2 separate regions of the Homo sapiens genome follow, and region 1 is linked to region 2. A link is a contact called in ENCODE Hi-C data. All regions are on one chromosome and are shown on one strand. Each heading gives the region's core, a stretch centred on a gene start or an enhancer-like site at or near the end of the contact. The rest is flanking DNA. Distances are from core to core; before and after follow the strand shown. Region 1 has its middle 28 kb from the start of SGIP1. Region 2 overlaps PDE4B (phosphodiesterase 4B).

Evidence for each region. Hi-C counts contacts between places; a loop is a spot of excess contacts on that map. Pooled maps may share reads with other maps.
Region 1: a loop to region 2 is called in a map of MCF 10A, with 4 times the contacts of the local background. The contact joins two enhancer-like sites. A Hi-C loop is called at or near these places in 19 of 168 maps with a recorded cell type or tissue (A673, B cell, CD4-positive, alpha-beta memory T cell and 14 more), 34 of 37 single-sample maps with no recorded cell type and 29 of 50 pooled maps.

The regions. Positions count from the first base shown.
Region 1 is chr1:66,505,006-66,507,705 of GRCh38, reverse strand. No RefSeq gene overlaps it. Among named protein-coding and RNA genes, the nearest start is that of SGIP1, 28 kb to the left of the region's middle. Within about 2 kb of position 1,390, at least 2 of the 41 ENCODE cell types and tissues checked have a DNase peak (open chromatin) inside an H3K27ac peak, as active enhancers do.
Region 2 is chr1:65,947,375-65,950,381 of GRCh38, reverse strand. All of the region lies in intron 3 of PDE4B (phosphodiesterase 4B), which reads right to left. Among named protein-coding and RNA genes, the nearest start is that of PDE4B-AS1, 100 kb to the left of the region's middle. Within about 2 kb of position 1,306, at least 3 of the 41 ENCODE cell types and tissues checked have a DNase peak (open chromatin) inside an H3K27ac peak, as active enhancers do.

The DNA of each region.
Region 1 (2,700 bases), core at 141-2,640, 560 kb before region 2:
ACTTGGTGCAATAGCATGCAGTTTCCAGAGATTAATGCATAGCTCTAAGGGAGGAAGTAGGACATGATTGCTGTCTCATTTTAATGCCTCTCCAAGTCTGATAATTTGAAAGGGCTCAATTGCTCATATGAAAGTTCTTTTCTTTCCTCAAAGGGATAGTAAAAAGGTAGAATGGTCAATTGAAGGTAGGTGACTTGAAGAGTCAAAAGACATTGGAACCAGCAGTCAGGGTAGAGGGAATAAACTGGAAAGATGAAAGATGGTGATCAGAGAGTGGGGTGGGGTTATGGCCGGATTGAAGTTAGGAGTCTTGACATCTACCATGTGATCTGGGGAGTAAGGTTGCTGCAGTAGGGTGAACAGCAAGATCTTTGGGGGGCAGACATTAAGGATCTGAGCAGCCAGGCTGTGAAAGTATCACATATGCATATGTTGAAATCACCAAGAGTGCAGATATAATAAGTAGTACAGACAGCATGAGAATGAACTAGGAGCTGAAGTCACCAGAAAAATGTGTGTATGGGGTAATAACCTGGGGCTCAGTAACTAATAGCTTCAATTCCTGTAGACATGATAATAATGTTACTGAAAACCTCAAAACAGAACATAACCAACAAACACACTTAAGCCCAGAAGTCAGTAAAACATTAATAGTATGAATTAAATTGAGCCCTTTGATGTTTTTATCTGATAGACAACTCACTTCTAAGAAAAGATCTGCATGATTTACCAACAAATAAAAACTACGAAAAATATCCAAAAGTCCAGGTTTCTGTATCTTCTGGTTTCTGGGTCTTCTTTTGGAAAATGGGAAGCTTTGTTAATGTCAGCCTCAAACTGACACATGGGAATAATAAACTAAAGCTAAATGCTGACTATCCAATTAGGACATACTCTTTCTAGTTTGTCACAGTCTTCACCACCCCCTCCTAATCACATCTAGCTTATCACCTAGTGACTTATCTCTCTTGACACGGAAAACTGTATCAGGAAAGTGTATCAGGAAAGTATATGAACCCCACCTTACTAGAAATCCTAGCTTTGTGCATATTTTTCCAAGTTCCTAATATTTGGAAATAGAGGTTTCAAATTTTCTTTCTTTTTTTTTTTAACATGGTCTTGTAATCATATGACAGATTCTTCTTGCCTGTGGCATAGATAAGCCCAATTCACTGAGATAGCATTATTGCAGTAGAGTTTAATTAATGCAAAGCCAGCCAAGTGGTAGAATAGGAGTTTATTATTACTCAAATCAGCCTCTTCGAGAACTCAGAGGCTAGGGCTTTTATGGGCAATTTGGAGCTAGAGGATGGGTGCTGCTGATTGGTTGGTGATGAAATCATAGGAATGTGGAAAACGGATGGTCCTCATGCGCTGAGTCCACCTCTGGGTGGGAAACACAGGACCAGCTGAGTCATGAGTCACTGGTCTCAGTCGGGTGAGTTGCCAGAATGCAAAAGTCTGAAAAATATCTCAAAAGACCAATCTTAAGTTTTACAATAGTGATGTTATCTATAGGAGAAATTGGCAAAGTCACAAATCTTGTGACTTCTGGCCATATGATTCCTGAGCATTAAGAGATTATAGAAAAACAAGCTAGGGACAATGGCTGGTTATTGTTTAGCTACACCTACATTTTAGCAGAATTCAGGCCCCTCCCGTAATTCTAATCATTGTTCTTTCATGCCAAAAATTCAGACAAAGGTGGTTTCCATTCCTGAACAGGAGGGGATCAGTTTTAGTAAGGGACTATTATCAATCATCCTTACATTAAAGTTAAACTATAAACTAAATTCCTCCCATGGTTAGCTTGGCCTACACCCAGGAATGAGTGAGGACAGCCAGCCTGTGGGGCTAGAAGCCAGCCTGTGGAGTCAGCTGTGCTAGACTTCTTTCACTGTCATAATCTTTGCAAAGGTTGTTTTAAGTTTGCTCTGTTGCCCTGGCTGAAGTGCAGCATCATGGTCATAGCTCACTGCAGCCTCAAACTCCTAGGCTCAAGCAATCTTTCCGTTGCAGCTTCCCAAGTAGCTGGGAATACAGGCACATGCCACCACACGCAGCTGAAAGTTTCAAATTTTCTACCTTAAAAATTGAAATAGGCTGGGCGAGGTGGCTCACGCCTGTAATCCCAGCACTTCCGGAGGCTGAGGCGGGCAGATCCCTTGAAGTCAGGAGTTCAAGACCAGCCTGGTCAACATGGTGAAACCCCATCTCTACTAAAAATACAAAAATTAGCCAGGCGTGGTGATGGGTGCCTATAATCCCAGCTACTTGGGAGGCTGAGGCAGGAGATTCACTTGAACCGCGGAGGTTGCAGTGAGCCAAGATTGCATCATTGCACTCCAGCCTGAGCAACAGAGCAAGACTCCGTCTCTAAAACAAACAAACAAAAAACCACAAACAACAACAACAATAACAACAAAAAAATGGAAACTTCTGAATATTTGACATGAGGCTTTTGATGTGTTTTTGTTTGTTTGTTTTTGTTTTCATGGTTAGCCTGTTTCTCTTAAAAGCAAAGTTGAGAGAAGGAAAAATACCCACATACTGTATTCTCTTTTCAGTTAGACTTTAGGTTTACCAAGTTTTACCCCACTGCCCCACCACTTCACAATTAATTATGCACATTGAGAAATTGTAACTTATATCAAATTATGTTCTAAATATATTGTTTGTTTCATGGAAGTAAAGATTAAT
Region 2 (3,007 bases), core at 57-2,556:
TTGGATCATTTTCCAGCTGGATGATAATGAGAACCCTATTGCTGGTGATAGGTGGAATGTTGATAGTCCTTGGAATGCTGGTGCATTTTACTGGCTTTCACCTATGCTGTCCTGTGATGGGATACAGGTGGAAGCGGTGCAATAGCTGCGACAATACTCTGGGTGTTTTAGAGATATGAAGAAATAACAACTATAAGAATGTGGAATTGGTTGGCTACTGCTCAGCACCAGTGATTGAAGAGAGAAAATGACAGGTTCAAGTCTATTAATCAACAAAGTAAATTAGCAAAGTGAGAGTAACAGGAACTCCTAGGCACTATTTAAATAAAACTTCCACTTCTGCACCTGGATGGCAGCCACGGTTGAAGAACAAGAGAAAACAAAATTAATTGTTAGCAGTGCATCAGAGAAAGCTGGATCTCAGTCTAGGCAGGTCTCTTACACAAACTTAGAGCCCTGAAGGGAGTGGGGCCCTGATGCTTGGATGGGGATATCTGTATCGACACAGTTAAGAATCTCAAATCTTGGGTTATCCTGAGTCCTATGCACCTGAAAATGTGACCAATTATCTCTTATTGGAAGACAGAGCTACACACACACACACACGTTTGAAGTTATACAAAGGTATCAAGTGAGGCAGGTATCTTAGATAACATTTCTTTACCTTCTCAGGACTTGCTCCACTTCCTCTCTTGGTTCATAATTAGAGTAAAATCTCAGCATAACCTGATCAAAAGTGTTGGGACAGGTAAAGCAGAAAAGAAATTATATGCCTAAAAACATCAAGACATGGATAACATGTTACCATCAGGAACTGGAAGTGGTTCCTCAGGGGGTTAAATCAAGAGAAGATAGGCTATACAGCTGTGTTAGGGAGTGTTTTGCAATATAGTGGCACTTTCCAGTGACACAGGATTTAATGCCCTGGCAAGAGCCCCAGTGATTGCTGTAATCAGCTGATACAATTAACTTTGAAAGCCTGAGAAAAGGAAAGGCCTACAGTAAACAAAATAGAGATGCCAGAATTGCTGTAGCAAATGATGGAGGAAGGGCTTAAAAGGCTCACAGAAGCAACATGCAAGCAATGGGTCCGTTCTATGAGACAGAAAACCCTGTACCGACCATATTCCTTAGGGAGGCCCATAAGACATGCCCAAGGCAATAAGGTCAGAAGGACCCCTGGGAATAATGATGTGAGATATTGTTATGGTAGTGGGTTCCCTAATAGCAATGGAGATGATAGGATCTGAGAAGAGCAGAGGCTAGGTGGCAGCATGTACCCAATAGAAGAGCGGTGGACAGAAGGCTATAATCCACAGCAAGTTCAGAATGAGTCAGCAAGGCATGACCCACAGAATTTATGGAAAGGGCTCATAGAACATTTTGTCCCTAGGGGCAAGATAGATAGGCAGCCAATAAGGGTATTTGAATATGAATATTCAAAAGAGATACGTGACGGCAGAGTAGAAGTTTGAGGTCAGCTATGCTCAGTGAAAAGCCTTATTTCCATGCTCAGCTTTTAGGCCTGAGCCAGTTCTGTGACCCAAAACACATCAACTGAAAAACAAGAAAGATGTTGCAACACCATCGATCAATCCGTAAATTACTCAGATATTTCCAAACACGTGAATACAGATTGATGCTGATAGCCAAAGATCCCAAACACCATCATTGCCTGTGATAGTTAATACTGAGTCCAACTTGATCGGATTGAAGGATACAAAGTATTGACCCTGGGTGTGTCTGTGAGGGTGTTGCCAAAGGAATTAACATTTGAGTCAGTGGGCTGGGAAAGGCTGACCCAATCTTAATTGGATGGGCACCATCTAATCAGCTGCCAGTGAATATAAAACAGACAGAAAAACGTGAAAAGGAGAGACTGGTCTAGCCTCTCAGCCTCTATCTTTCTCCCATGCTGGATACTTCCTGCCCTTGAACATCAGACTCCAAGTTCTTCAGTTTTGAGACTCAGACTGGCTATCCTTGCTCCTCAAGCTTGCAGGCATCCTATTGTGGGACCTTGTGATCATGTAAGTTAATACATAATAAGCTCTCATATATATAATATATATATGATTCTAGAGAACCCTGACTAATACATTACCCTCCTGCTAAGAGTAGAGGTATATGGAAGTCAACTAGCAACCGGAGTCCAAACCATGTCTGTCTCACAATGGGTACGGGTGGGCCTTTGCACAATTTCCAAATGTACAATTGGGATGGGCATACTTAGCAGTTGGCAGAACCCTTTGTTCATTGAATTGTAAAGTTATAGCTGTTGTTGTAGCAAAGGCCCAGAGAATGATCCTGGATATGCCAGTAAGACACTTCCACGAGGATAATGAATTTATAAATATATATGATTATATATATTTATGTATATGTATGCATATATTATATATAGTATATATATTTATGTATATGTATTCATATATATTATATATAGTATATATATTGCATCTGTATTAGTTTCCTATGGCTGCTATAACAAAGTACACAAACTAAGTGGCTTTAAACAACAGAAGTTTATTTCACAGTTCTGGAGGCTAGAAATCTAAAAATAAGGTGTCAGCAGGTCTATGCTCCCTCCAAAGTCTTAGAAGGAGGATTCTTCCTCATCTCTTCCATCTTCTGGTAGCCCCCAGGCAATCCATCACTTGTGGCAGCATAACTCCAATCTCTGCCTCCAGATTTACATAACTGTCTTCCCTCTGTGTCTATAGCTGTGTCTAAATTTCCCTTTTCTGATAAAGATACCAGTCATACTGGGAAAGGGTCCACCCTATTCCAGTATGACCTCATCTTAACTAATAATATCTGCATCCACCCTATTTCTAAACAAGGTCACATTCATAGATACCAGGGGATAGGACTTCAATATATCCTTTGGGGATATAATTCAACCCATAACAGCATCTCAAGGAAATGGCAAAAATTAGTGCCACCCTCCAAGTCTTCAAGGAGACAGGAATGGTGGTCCCTAATGGGGTCCTATTTAATACACGAG